Linked DNA regions of Homo sapiens: regions 1, 2 and 3 are each linked to region 4. A link is a contact called in ENCODE Hi-C or POLR2A ChIA-PET data. All regions are on one chromosome and are shown on one strand. The core of a region is the stretch at or near the end of the contact, and the rest is flanking DNA. Distances in the headings are between cores, read along the strand shown. Region 1 overlaps LMTK2 (lemur tyrosine kinase 2). Region 2 overlaps LMTK2 (lemur tyrosine kinase 2). Region 3 overlaps LMTK2 (lemur tyrosine kinase 2). Region 4 holds the start of CZ1P-ASNS (CZ1P-ASNS readthrough).

Region 1 (3,369 bases), core at 596-3,095, 230 kb after region 4:
GTGAACACTTTGGGCGTCATGTCAGCGCTCAAAAGGTTTTGGATTTTGGAGCATTTTGGATTTTTGGTTTTCCGATTTGGGATGCTCAAGCTGTAATACATGTTTTATCCCTGGCTGCTTTCAAATCTTTGTCTTTAGCTTTCAGCAGTTTGATTATGGTGCATCTGAGGGTGGATTTCTTCGTGTGTGTGTTTTGTTTTGTTTTGTTTTGTTTTGTTTGAGACAGAGTCTTGCTCTGTCACTAGCTGGAGTACAGTGGCACGATCATAGGTCACTGCACCCTTGAACTCCTGGGCTCCAGTGATCCTCCCTCCTCAGCCTCCTGAGTAGCTGGGGCTACAGGCGTGCACCACCACGCCTAGCTAATTTTTAAATTGTTTGTAGAGACAGCATCTCACTGTGTTGCCCAGGCTGGTTTTGAACTCCTGGCCTCAAGGGATCCTCCTGCTTCAGCCACCCAAAGTGCTGGGATCACAGTTGTGAGCCACCCCACCTGGCCCAATTTCTTTGTATTTATCCCGTTTTTGTTTTGCTAAACTTAAATCTGTAGTTTTGTATCTTTCACCAAATTTAAGAAGTTTTCAGGCATTCTTTTCTTCTAGTACTTTTTCTGCCCCACGCCCTGTCTCCTCTCTTCCTGGGACTCCAGGGTTAGACCCTGTGTATTCTCTCATAGGTTCTGAGGCTCTGGTCCTTTCTTCCTCCAGGTTTTTTTTTTCTTGCTCTTGTTTGGATTGGGTGATTTCTGTTGCTCTGTCTTCAAGGTCCCTGATGATTTCCTTCGTCATCTCCATTATGCTGTTGAGCCCATCCATTGAATTGCTAGATTTTGGTTATTATACTTTTCTTTTCTGAGTTTTGCTTTTTGTCATTCTTCTTATCATCTGTTCCTTTGCTAAGATTTTCCCTATTTCTGTTCATGGTAAGAGTGTTTCCCCTTAGTTGTAGGAGCATTTTTATAATAGTCCTTTTTCAGATAATTCCAACATCTGTGGTACGGTGACACTGGCACCTGTTGATTGTCTTTTCCCAGGTAAATTGAGGTGTTCCTGGTTTTTGTATGTGAAGTAATTTTAGCTTTTGGATCCTCCTATCATGTTAGGCAGTCTGTGCCATGTGTAAATGCTGTGAATCATGTTGATACTTTTACCTTAGCAGGCCTTGACCCGGTGGGTGCAGGCCACAAGCTCCAAGCAGCCTTCTGTGGGTTGTGGTTTCAGTGTCAGCTCCCAGTTCCCCTTTCAAAGCCTTCGCTGTGCTGTTTGAACCTGCCCCACGTGTGTGCCCCGCACCCCACCCCGGTCTCCCCTGAGGTTCATTTTCAAAGCTTGGGTGTGTTCAGAGTCAGATCTACCACACACAGCCCAGGAGCCCCCCAGCAACTTCATCGGGTCACCTTTTTGAGCTCCTCCCTCTTCTGTGATGTCCCTGATACTTGCAGTTCTTTGGGCCTCTGCTTTCTGGTCCCCTAGCTAGAAAGTTGAGGCTTTAGTTACACGATGTGCCATACTTCCTGCAATCGCACGCGCATCTGGAGCCAAGCAGTGGGAGGACAGAAGGGAAAAAAACTCAGCGAGGGTCCCCTCCCGCTCGTGATCACAGTCCTCCAGTGGAGAGGAGGCTTCATGGCCCTCAGGATTATAGGCAGCTGTTGCCCCAGGATTGCTTGAGACTGGAGAGCAAGAGAACAGAGAAAAGAAGAAAGCTGGAATTCCCCCTTCTCTTTCTGAGCATCAGAAGACCCCCTTCCTGCTCCGAAGCCAGAACCAAGGGCTTCTCCTGGAGCACTGTGTCCAGGGCAGTGCCCACTTTGGATTCCGGGCTGACCTGAGTCCAGGCGGGGGATTGTGGAGGAGAAGCCGACACACTTGTTGCTGGTGGGTGGCACCTTGAGCACTGCCGCTCGTGCCCGCCTGCCTGCTGCTCTGCGCTTCTCTGCAGCCTCAGAGGGCTGCTTCATGCCTCTGCCGAGGTCAGAGCTGCAGGCAGAGGGAGAGACAGGGCCTAGTGTCTGTCCGTCCTCCCAGGCCTGGAGCCGCCCTTGTCTTGAGACGCTTACTTCTCAGTCGATGAGTCTGATGCGCCTGCCAGTGGGGAAGCGGTCACACGGGGGGTTCCCGTGAGCAGGCCTTTGCTGACAGGAGTTTCTGTTTGACTTTTCAGGAGACCCCAACCAAAGAGCTGGGGCCCTGTGGAGGAGAGGCGTGCGGCCCGGACCTGAGCGGCCCAGCCCCAGCCTCAGGCTCTCCCTACCTGAGCAGGTGCATCAACTCCGAAAGCTCCACCGACGAAGAAGGTATTTCACGTCATTGTCTAGTTTTAAAGGAAACTGAAAAATTGAGTAATGTAAAGGTTTTTTGAGGGTAACTTCCCATGTTGCTTTAATGACGCCCCCTGACATGGGCACAGAACTGCCATCTGCCAGCCGGGCCGGGCTGTGTCTTCCGACCTGCAGGGCGCACCTGCCCAGAGGCTCCCCCTCTCCCTCATCACGCAGTGATAAAAAGGGTGGGGTTTTATTTTTTATTTCTAGGTGGTGGCTTTGAGTGGGATGATGACTTCTCCCCAGATCCTTTTATGTCAAAGACAACAAGTAACCTGCTCAGCTCCAAGCCTTCTCTCCAAACATCCAAGTACTTTTCTCCGCCGCCACCGGCCCGGAGCACGGAGCAGAGCTGGCCGCACTCGGCGCCTTACTCCCGGTTCTCCATCTCTCCCGCCAACATTGCCAGCTTTTCCCTCACACACCTGACCGACTCGGACATCGAGCAGGGCGGTGAGAGGCGCTGCGTGCTGGGGATTGGGAGTGCAGGGTCGGGGGTGGGGCGCTGCAGCTGGGAGATGGTGGTTTTGCAGGCCTGATAATCTCATGTCTTCTTCACATTTGCTGAGTAGATTACAAACTTGTTTTTATAAAACTCCCATCATCAGCTGGGTGCAGTGACTCCTGCCTGTAATCCCAGCTACTCAGGAGGCTGAGGTGGGAGGATCAGTTGAGCCTGGGAGTGTGAGACCAGCCTGGGCAACATAGTGAGACCCCATCTCTAAAAAAAATAAAAACTAAAAAATTAGCTGGATGTGGTGGTGTGCACCTGCACTTCAGCTACTCAGGAGGCTGAGGTGGGAGGAATGCTTGAGCCCAGGAGTTCAAGGCTACAGTGACCTATGATTGTGCCACTGCCCTCCAGCATGGGTGACAGAGCAAGACCCTGCCTCTAAAATAAATAAATAAAACTGCCAGCATCCTGAGTGTGCTCTCGGGGCCATGCCCCCTGCCTGTTGTGGTCACTCTCAGGCTCGTTACCGGCCACCCTGTGGGGCCAGGCTGAGGCAGAGGGGCTCTGGGTCCCAGGAACGCCCAGGCTGCGC
Region 2 (3,062 bases), core at 98-2,597, 200 kb after region 4:
ATGTTTTCAGGGACTGGCTTTGGCTGCTCAGGCGAATGGATGCAGGGAGGCCGCAGGGAGACTGGCGCAGGTGTGTCCTCAAGGTGGGGTGGTGCTGGGACCAATACCACAGCAGCGGAGGCATGGGAGGTAGTTTGAAAACAGACCCAGAACTTGGTGACGGGTTGGATGTGGCTGCCTAGAGGCAGAACTCACAAATGACATCTTCACTTTTGGTCTGACGCACTTGGAAAACGGCGATGCCACTTACTGAGACTGGCAGAGGTTTGTGCCAGAGGGCTCTTAGGCATACAGGGAGGGAAGTTGAGTCAGGAGATGAGGGGCTGGGCCAGAGAGCTGTACGTGAGGCATGGGCTTTCAAGCCATGGGGTGGCTGAAACCCCTGGTCGGGGAGCGCCCCCAGGACTGAGGACCAGGACGGAGCTCCAGGGTCCTTACGGATCAACGAGAGGAGGGAGAGCCAGTGGGGGGGCCGAGGAAGGAGCGGCCAGTGGGATAAGAAGAAACGCAGGAGGTTGCGGTGCCCGAAGGCTGGTGAAGAACATGTTTAAGCAAGGAAAGAACGGGCCGGTCTCCATTAATGCTGGTGAGATGAGACCCGACCAGCTGTGCTTGGGGAGAAGTGGGCAGGTCACTCCTTGATAGGCCTGGCGAGAGCAGCTGCCACTGAATGGTGGATGCAAGTGCTTCTGATGGTGGCAAGGGGTTCCTGAACAAGGAGCCAGGACCGACCAGGCTTCTGAGGAGTTTAACTACGGAAAGGAGAAAGAAGTGGAGGGCTGGGGAGGGGAGGGCTGGGTTTACCTGGGAGGTGTTTGGGGCCAGAGCAGAGAGAAGAGATGGACTCTCGAGAGGACTGAGCTTAGAAAGGCACAAGACGAAGAATCCATGGCAACCAAAGAGGAGATGATGTATAAGGTTATGGATGCCAGTGGGCGGGGGGACCAGTGGTGCTGAGAAAAAATAGACACAGGCAGAGAGCTGCTGGGAGGGAAGCGAGGCCCCGGGCTTCGCGGAGGCGTGGCGGCGTCAGCTGCCCCAGTCTGCATGTCTTCTATTTCATTAGCAGAAGCGGGGGTGTTGCGCTGTCTATATCATTCTTTCATCCTTTCAATAAAATTATTGAAGATTATGTTTTTCCCCAGAATCATCCTATTAAACATATAAATGACTTTAATTTTTCAGTTCTAAAGCTATTTACTTGTTGACTTTTTACACAGTACTGAAATTAATTAATTGCTCCTAGTGTCCTGCAGAAAAGCTATATAAAGCCCTCCCTGGCCATTCATGTCAGCATTGAGGAGCGGGCTTGCGAGGAACCTATTTACAGGTGTTTGAATGACTCATTCTACCAGGGCGTTGCAGGTCACTTGCTCTGCTGATGGAGAGCTTGGTGTAGCGCTCTGCTGCCATCTAGTGTCCTAAGTTTTCCTTCGGGAGTTTTTTGGGGGGTTTTGGGAAGCTGAGAAATTTTTAAAACTTGGATAAAGGAATGTTTATTTTAATTCAGAATACATTGCTATTCTTGGTGAGCTTTTTTCTTTAAATAATGGACCAAAATAATCATGTCTATTCACTAAGCACCATTAAAGTACAAATAAATCAGATAATATGTCTGTTTTGGATAGAATGAATCAAATTTTAGTACTTGCTTAACATAAACATTTTTACTCTAATTAAAGATTTTATGTTGATTTTTTCTTTTAAACTGTGGTACCAGGAGAGCTCTATGGACCTTTCTGAAACATAGAACTAACCCTGGATCCTACACAATCCATGACAAGTCTCAACCATGAGAACCATGACCAGGGGCCTCCAGTAATCTTTGATGTTCTTCCCTATTCCTGGGTTAAAGATATTTTTGCCTGGAATGTACTGATTTTATCTATTCTTAAGTAAAATCCCTTTCTGTTGATTATATTCTGTCTTTGAGTGAAATTTGGGAAGTGGGCTATTATGGAGAGAAGACATTTTAAGAACAGTGAGTGTGGTGAATATACTTTAGATACCCTTGAGAAGCAGCCACGCCCGCTCTGCGCTTCCTCTGCCTTCATGGCTGGGGTGGCAGTTCACTGCCTGCCAGCAGCTGCTGTTGGTTTTAGGATTGGCCAGATTCAGCCCAGCAAAACCATGTTTTCGTGTGAGAGTAAGTTTTTCCTTAGATGGGTATTGGTGGCGGAGGGGTTAGGCAGAAGAATTTCATTACCATTTCATTGGTAATGTAGATAGACTTAAGCTTTTTTCATGTTTACTTTCTCTATGGGCTACCTTATGAAACTCCCAGCTGCCTGTAGTCCTGGAGTTTTTTGCTGGAATTTTTCTGGGTGAATTTAATTGTCTTCTGAATCATTTGTTATCCTTACAACTCCCAAGCTCCACAGAGCCTAATCTGAATGGAGGGGCATATGTTTTTACAAGAAAAAAAAAAAAGTTTTCTCTTTCTCCTCTGGAGTGGCTTCTAATTTCGTTGGAAACAAAGGAGAAGGCACCACGTTTGGAAGGAAATGTATGAAGGACAGCAATGCCAGGTGCACGGCACCGAGGGAAGACCACTGCTCCCCTGGCAGAGCAGTCACATGACGCTTGGGAGACCCCAGCAGATTGATAGGATTGACCTTCAGTTATTTTATGTTCATTCTTATAAAATACATTGATGTTGTCTGCATACTGATTTAATTCACTTGCTAAATAGACCTTTCTTGACTAGTTGGTAAGCCGAAAAGTAGAAGCACAGCCCTACCATTTATTAGCTCTGTGGCCTTGGGCAAATTTCTTACCCTCCCTAAGCCTCAGTTCCATATCTGGTAAACATCTCATATTGTATTTGCAGTAACAAGTGCAAAAACTCCTAACATAACGCTTGGCTCAGGGCTCAAAGCACAAATGGTGGCAACTATTAATATCAACATTATCACTCATGTAAAGATCTTGGAAACTGGGAATGGAAACAAATTTAGATTCTTGGAGTGGACCTAGAAGTTACCTCAGAATGTACTCAGTATTAAATGTGGGTAAATGTTTGTAAAGGAATACTGTGTTTTAAGGTTTTATTCTGGGAGGTA
Region 3 (3,063 bases), core at 396-2,895, 160 kb after region 4:
GTCTTTGGCTCTTCTTTGTTTTTCCTTGTTTTCATTTAAGCATCTGTCCTAGAGATGGGTTGGATGGTGTTCCCCCTAAATTCATACGTGGAAACCCTAACCCCAGTGCCTCAGAATGGGACCTTATTTGGAGAGAGGGTCTTTACGGGGATGATCAAGTGAAAATGCGGTCATGAGGGTGGGCCTAATCCAGTGTGACTGCTGTCCTTATATATAGGAAGAGGAAATTTGGACACAGACACACGTAGAGGGGAGATGATGGGAAGAGACTTAGGGAAAAGGCAGCCAGCTGCCAGAAGCAAGGAGAGGCCTAGAACAAACCCTGCCACCACAGCCCTCAGAAGGAGCCCATCCTGCTGCCACCTTGATCTTGGACTTGGAGCTTCCAAAACTAGAGAATAAATTTTGGTTATTTGAGTCACCCAGTTTGTGATACTTGATTATGACAGCCCTAGCACGTTAATGGCCATATCAAGAGTAGGCAAGAATATGGATTATAAATTATGATATCTGCTTTCTTCCATTTAAACTTTTAAATTCATTTAATAAATGAAAGCTTCAAGCATGCAAGACATAGATACTGTAATGAATTCCCACACAGCTTCCACCCAGCCTGAATTAGCTGCAGCCCATCTTTCTTCATGCTGCCCCCGTCCACTTTCTCCACGCCCTCGTGCTGTTTGGAAGCAAATTCCAGACATCATTAAGTAGGTCACTATCTCCAAAAGATAAGGACTACATTTAAAAACAAGCACATGACCATTATCACTCCAAGGAGAAATGAATTACATTTTCTTAATATGGTCAGTTAGTGTTCAGATTTCCAATAGCCTGAAATGTCATAGTTTTTAAAATAGGTTGAATCATGATTCAAATAACATCCATATGTTGGAATTGGTGGGTAGGTCGTTTAAGTCTTTTAATGTTTGCCACTCTCCCTCTCTTCATCTCTTTCTTTTTTACATTTTCCTAGGCTTTTCTCCCCAAGTGTTTTTCACAGCCTGTGTTTTGCTGATTACATTCTTGTGGTGGTATTTCACATGTCTCGCTATTCATAATGTTTCCTATACATTGACATTTGGATCTAGGTGGTTGATTAGATTCAGGTTTGATATTGTTTTTGTTTGCTTGTTTTGGGCAGTACTGTTGCATAGGTGGTGATGTGTTTTTCTGTCAGGAGATAATGTCTGTCTTTCTGTGTTATCAGCTATTGATATAAATTTCATGTGTCATAAAATGTTATTTTGGATTAAAAATACGATTTAAAAACGTGAATTCTTAATTATTCTTAGCTTTCAGGCCATACCAAAACAAAAACTGTGGGCAGGATTTCACCCAGTGGCCACAGTTTCCTGATCCCTATTACCCGAAGAGAGCAGCTGCTTAGACCACAGGGGTACCAAAGTTCAATGTTACAAAACTGTGATACATTGTTTTCTAAGGTAGTTGTGACACCAGCAGTGAATAAGCAGCTCTACTTCCTGAACCGAGGTCTTTACATTAGCAGTTCACTTTAAAAGAAACCAGGGCTCTTTGGGGAAATGATTGATAGGAGGTTTGAAACAGAAACTATAAAAGATGAGCCTGGAACAACCCAGGGAACAAGAACTCCACCCAGGCCTGCCGGGACCCTGTGGGAGGGCTTGGGAGCAAACCGCTTTAGAGGCCCTGCTTGCCAAAGACAGGACAATGGGAGTGTCAATCAGAACAACCACAACGGATGGAAGCCTGTGGGTGCTTTAAATCCATTAGCTCATGATGATACCACAAAACAGTGACAGCAGCTCTCTGAACTGGTCACTGCCAGAGGATGCTAGTGAACCAACTTTTTTTTTTTTGAGACGGAGTCTCACTCTGTCGCCCAGGCTGGAGTGCAGTGGCGCAATTTTGGCTCACTGCAACCTCTGCCTCCTGGGTTCAAGCAATTCCCCTGCCTCAGCCTCCCGAGTAGCTGGGACCACAGGCGCGCGGCACCACGCCTGGCTAATTTTTTGTATTTTAGTAGAGACGGGATTTCACCATGTTGGTCAGGATGGTCTCAATCTCCTGACCTTGCGGTCCCCCGACCTTGGCCTCCCAAAGTGCTGAGATTACAGGCGTGAGCCACCGCACCCAACCACCAACTCATTTTTTAAAAACTGGCAAAGAGAAAGATTGAAGTATCTAGTCTGCCTTTTCCTTATGACTTGAACCACTGGGTAACCAAATAGTAAATGTGAGGAAATTTCTCTTTATAAAAGCATATCCACTAGTGACTGAACAAGGAATGACAACATTAGGATATCCAGCATTTTGTAATCCCTAATGGATCTAAATATTGATCATCATTTCTTTTTATCTGTGGCCTTTAATTTTTTTTTTAATTGAATCCCAAAATGGCTTCACAGACAACTCTTTAGTTAATTACATATGGGTCCAGTTTCATCTGAGGTTCTAGAGATCGTGAATCAGATAATTGGGCTGGAGTTATAATGGTTGAATTAATAGGTGGTATTCCTGGCTTACCTTGAGTCATTACTGAGAAATTGCATTCTCCAAATTACCTGTCTCTAAAACAGATAATATGTACCTACCTCTTAGAGTTTCTCAAGTTTTCTGCTTATTGAATCAAGTTCTAGGTAGCTATTAAAATGCTTTGAAAACTATTAAATGAAAACTCACAGAATGTGCTGTAGACATGCCGGGTGTTTTTTAATCAGTGTCTTGGGGAAAGCATACGTATTCCGCCAGACCTCATGTGGTGCTTGCTCTCAATTTGTGATGGGAAAAGCTGCCTAAATGTATGGTGATGCCTGTTCTTGATGTTGTTTGGTAGATGACTGGCTCGACGTATGCCCTTCTCAGTGCTGTAGGCTGCATGTTAAAGCTGCCTTTCTTTATCAGGTTCTAACAGCTGCAGTCAGGAACTGTGTCAGGGACTGGTTTCTAGTTTGACCACGGCGGTATAGGGATTTTATTTGTGGTTCCTCAAGTCTAGAATTTACTTCCTCTCTGTGGTTTCTGCAAACCCATCTCACCTTCCAGCCTATGTTTGATTTCCTCATTTTATGGAAGTTTTTTTTT
Region 4 (2,700 bases), core at 1-2,500:
CTAGAGCTAATCTGTAATACACCAATGCTTGTAAGAAATAAAGGTTTGCACATCTGCAGACACATAGCTCCCTGAAAATTAAATCCAGCCAGTTCCCAAGCATTTGAACTGACGAGTTTTTTTTTTTTTTCTTTTTCTGGAGATGGGGTCTCTGTCACCCAGGCTGTAGTGCAGTGGCCCAATTACAGCTCACCTGCAGCCTCAATCACAAGCGATCCTCTGGCCTCAGCCTCCTGAGTAGCTGGAAATACAGGTGCGTGCCACCACACCTGGCTCATTTTTCGATTTTTTTTTTTTTTTTTTTTTTTTTTTTGGTAGAGTCGGGGGTCTTGCTTTGTTGCCCAGGCTGGTCTGGAACTCCTGGCTCCAAGTAATCCTCCCATCTCGGCCTCCTAAAGTGCTGGGATTACAGGCGTGAGTTACAGCGCCCAGCCTGGACAGTCTTTAAAAGAACTCTGACTTGCTGGTAACGAAACACAGCTCCGGACATCCTTTGAGAAAGTCGCCGTCCCCACCTCAGAAAACACACACACACACACACGTGTCCCGGAACTTACACACACACACACGTGTCCCGTAACTAACTTACACACACACACACACACGTGTCCCGGAACTAATTTTCCTCATTTGGGTGAAAACTTTTACAGGGTCCTCCAGGCTTGCATCATTTGAAGGCTAGCGTCTGCCACTCTGCTTCCACGCTTCTAGTTGGGGACTACCCACTTAACAAAGCCAAGTTCAATTTTAATTTCCCAGAACTGACGCAACGCAAAGCGCAAAGAGACTGAACCTGGGGTGTGGAGTGATACAGACCTGACGGGGCTTTATTCCATAGACAGACATCGACCCAGGACCTGAAGCGGTCCCTGCCTGCTGTCAGGTCCCCGCCGCAGCCCCCGGCCCGGGCTCAGCACCTGGCACAACGCAGGCTAGGTCAGTGCCGCTCGAGGTGGGCAGAACCACAGGGCCGCCGCCCCTGGGGGGCACCGACGCCGCCCGCTCACGCGCCGCCCCCTCCGCATACCTCTCCTTCCCGCGGCCAGAAGCGCGGGTTGTAGATGAAGAAACTCAGCAGCGCCGGCAGGAACTGCTTCTCCTGGGCCGCCGAGGGCCCGCTCCCAGCCCCGGCCGCCGCTGCAGCCATCCCGGCCGGGTCCCCACCTCGGGAGCCTCCCACAGCCAGCCCAGAGAAAGCAGCCACCTGCTAGAACACCGCACTTCCGCCTCCCTCGCCACCACCCCGGAAGCGCTCGCCGCCGACCAGGAAGAAGAACCCGCCTCGCAGCGTCCTCTTCTGGCACCCCAGGGTGGCCTTGTTGTCTGTTTCCCGGCCGAGTTTGTGTTTTGCTGGCTCGCGGAGTTTTCTCCTGGCTACGGGCGAGGGTTGCGCGTTTCAGGAAAAACTGAGTGGGGCACTGTTTGTTTGTTTGTTTGTTTTTTGATAGGATCTCAGTTTGTCATCCAGTCTGGAGTGTAGCGGCGGGATCTCAGCTCACTGCAGCCTCAACCTCTGGGACTCAAGCCATCCCCCTGCCTCAGCCTCCCAAGTAGCTAGGATTACAGGGCGCGCCATCAAGGCCAGTTTTATTTTTTGTAGAGGTGGGGTCTGTGTTGCCCAGGCTGCTCTCGAACTCCTGGCTTCACATGGTCTCCCATTTCGACCTCCCAAAGTGCTCCGATTATAGGCGTGAGACACCACCGCCCAACCTGTTGTTGTTTTGGTGGTATTGTTTTTAATTTAATTTAGAGACAGGATCTCGCTTTGTCACCCGGGTTGGAGTGCAGTGGTGCCATCATAGCTCACTGCAGCCTCAACTCCCAGGCTCAAGCGATCTTCCCACCTCAGCCTGAGTAGCTGAGACCACATGCATGCACCACCATGCCCAGATAATTAAAATATATATATATATATATATATATATAGAGAGAGAGAGAGAGAGAGAGAGAGAGAGAGAGTTAGAGAGTAGAGACAGGGTCTCACTTTGTTGCCCCAGCTGGTCTCGAACTCTTGGCATCAAGGGATCCTCCTGCCTCTGTTACTGGATGGAAGGTCTTGACCGTGGATTGCCCAGGTTCTTGGCGTGTTGAACAAAGAATTGAACAAAATGCACAAAGTAGCAAAAGAACAAAGCAACGAAAAGAAACAAAAGAAAAAACCGGAGTAAGGAAGAGACAGATTTATTGAAGCGAAAGTACAATTCACACAGCAGGAGCGGGATAGAGCAAACGGTTCGATAGCACCCGTCAGGATTTTTATTAAGCTGGAAGAATTAGGTAACGCCCCTAGGTGCCCGTTAGATGCCTCCGATTGGTTACACCCTCTGAAGGATTGGCCTGTGACCAATCAGAGGCTGAAGTGGAGACTTGCGCACCACCACCCACCCCCCGCCGTCAATCAGAAGCTGTCACCCTCCCCCCGCCCCCCTCTCCGCCTGATTGACGGAATGAACACGTGGCCTCCATGCTGCCTAATCTTGCCTAGAACTGGCTGCACCTGCTGTTCTTTTGTTTCTGCCTTAACCCTTGGTTACCCTCATGCCCTATTCTGCCTCACCTGGCCTCCCAAAGTGCTGGGATTACGGATGTGAGCCACCCACACCTGGCCCATTGTTTTGTTTTTAGTTTATTTAAAAAGTATTTTATTCTAAGACAGCACTTTGCTCTGTTGTCCAGGCTGGAGTGCAGCGGCCAGATCAT

What was found. Hi-C counts contacts between places; a loop is a spot of excess contacts on that map. ChIA-PET counts read pairs that join two places held with the same protein, here RNA polymerase II (POLR2A). Pooled maps may share reads with other maps.
Region 1: a pooled map shows a loop between it and region 4 (11-fold over the local background). The contact joins the enhancer-like site here to the promoter of CZ1P-ASNS in region 4. A Hi-C loop is called at or near these places in 3 of 37 single-sample maps with no recorded cell type and 8 of 50 pooled maps. POLR2A ChIA-PET finds 5 or more read pairs at or near these places in 3 of 52 experiments (CD8-positive, alpha-beta T cell, activated naive CD4-positive, alpha-beta T cell and naive thymus-derived CD8-positive, alpha-beta T cell).
Region 2: a map of B cell shows a loop between it and region 4 (14-fold over the local background). The contact joins the enhancer-like site here to the promoter of CZ1P-ASNS in region 4. A Hi-C loop is called at or near these places in 3 of 168 maps with a recorded cell type or tissue (B cell, CD4-positive, alpha-beta memory T cell and PC-3), 1 of 37 single-sample maps with no recorded cell type and 15 of 50 pooled maps. POLR2A ChIA-PET finds 5 or more read pairs at or near these places in 2 of 52 experiments (OCI-LY7 and activated naive CD4-positive, alpha-beta T cell).
Region 3: a pooled map shows a loop between it and region 4 (4-fold over the local background). The contact joins the enhancer-like site here to the promoter of CZ1P-ASNS in region 4. A Hi-C loop is called at or near these places in 2 of 37 single-sample maps with no recorded cell type and 8 of 50 pooled maps. POLR2A ChIA-PET finds 5 or more read pairs at or near these places in 3 of 52 experiments (OCI-LY7, PC-9 and activated T-cell).

What each region holds. Positions count from the first base shown.
Region 1 is chr7:98,201,411-98,204,779 of GRCh38, forward strand. LMTK2 (lemur tyrosine kinase 2) reads left to right here. Exons shown (of 14, transcript NM_014916.4): 12 at 2,164-2,296; 13 at 2,534-2,776. Among named protein-coding and RNA genes, the nearest start is that of BHLHA15, 8.3 kb to the right of the region's middle. RefSeq lists an enhancer at 2,183-2,362. Within about 2 kb of position 1,846, at least 4 of the 41 ENCODE cell types and tissues checked have a DNase peak (open chromatin) inside an H3K27ac peak, as active enhancers do; they include CD8-positive, alpha-beta T cell, where a contact is called at or near this core.
Region 2 is chr7:98,167,389-98,170,450 of GRCh38, forward strand. The region is part of intron 6 of LMTK2 (lemur tyrosine kinase 2); the gene reads left to right. Among named protein-coding and RNA genes, the nearest start is that of BHLHA15, 43 kb to the right of the region's middle. Within about 2 kb of position 1,348, at least 3 of the 41 ENCODE cell types and tissues checked have a DNase peak (open chromatin) inside an H3K27ac peak, as active enhancers do.
Region 3 is chr7:98,130,431-98,133,493 of GRCh38, forward strand. All of the region lies in intron 1 of LMTK2 (lemur tyrosine kinase 2), which reads left to right. Among named protein-coding and RNA genes, the nearest start is that of LMTK2, 25 kb to the left of the region's middle. RefSeq lists enhancers at 1,961-2,461, 3,021-3,063. Within about 2 kb of position 1,646, at least 18 of the 41 ENCODE cell types and tissues checked have a DNase peak (open chromatin) inside an H3K27ac peak, as active enhancers do; they include PC-9, where a contact is called at or near this core.
Region 4 is chr7:97,971,108-97,973,807 of GRCh38, forward strand. It overlaps CZ1P-ASNS (CZ1P-ASNS readthrough), which reads right to left and starts at 1,251. Exons shown (of 19, transcript NR_147989.1): 1 at 1,028-1,251. It also overlaps the pseudogene CCZ1P-OR7E38P and the pseudogene CCZ1P1. RefSeq lists a silencer at 847-1,156.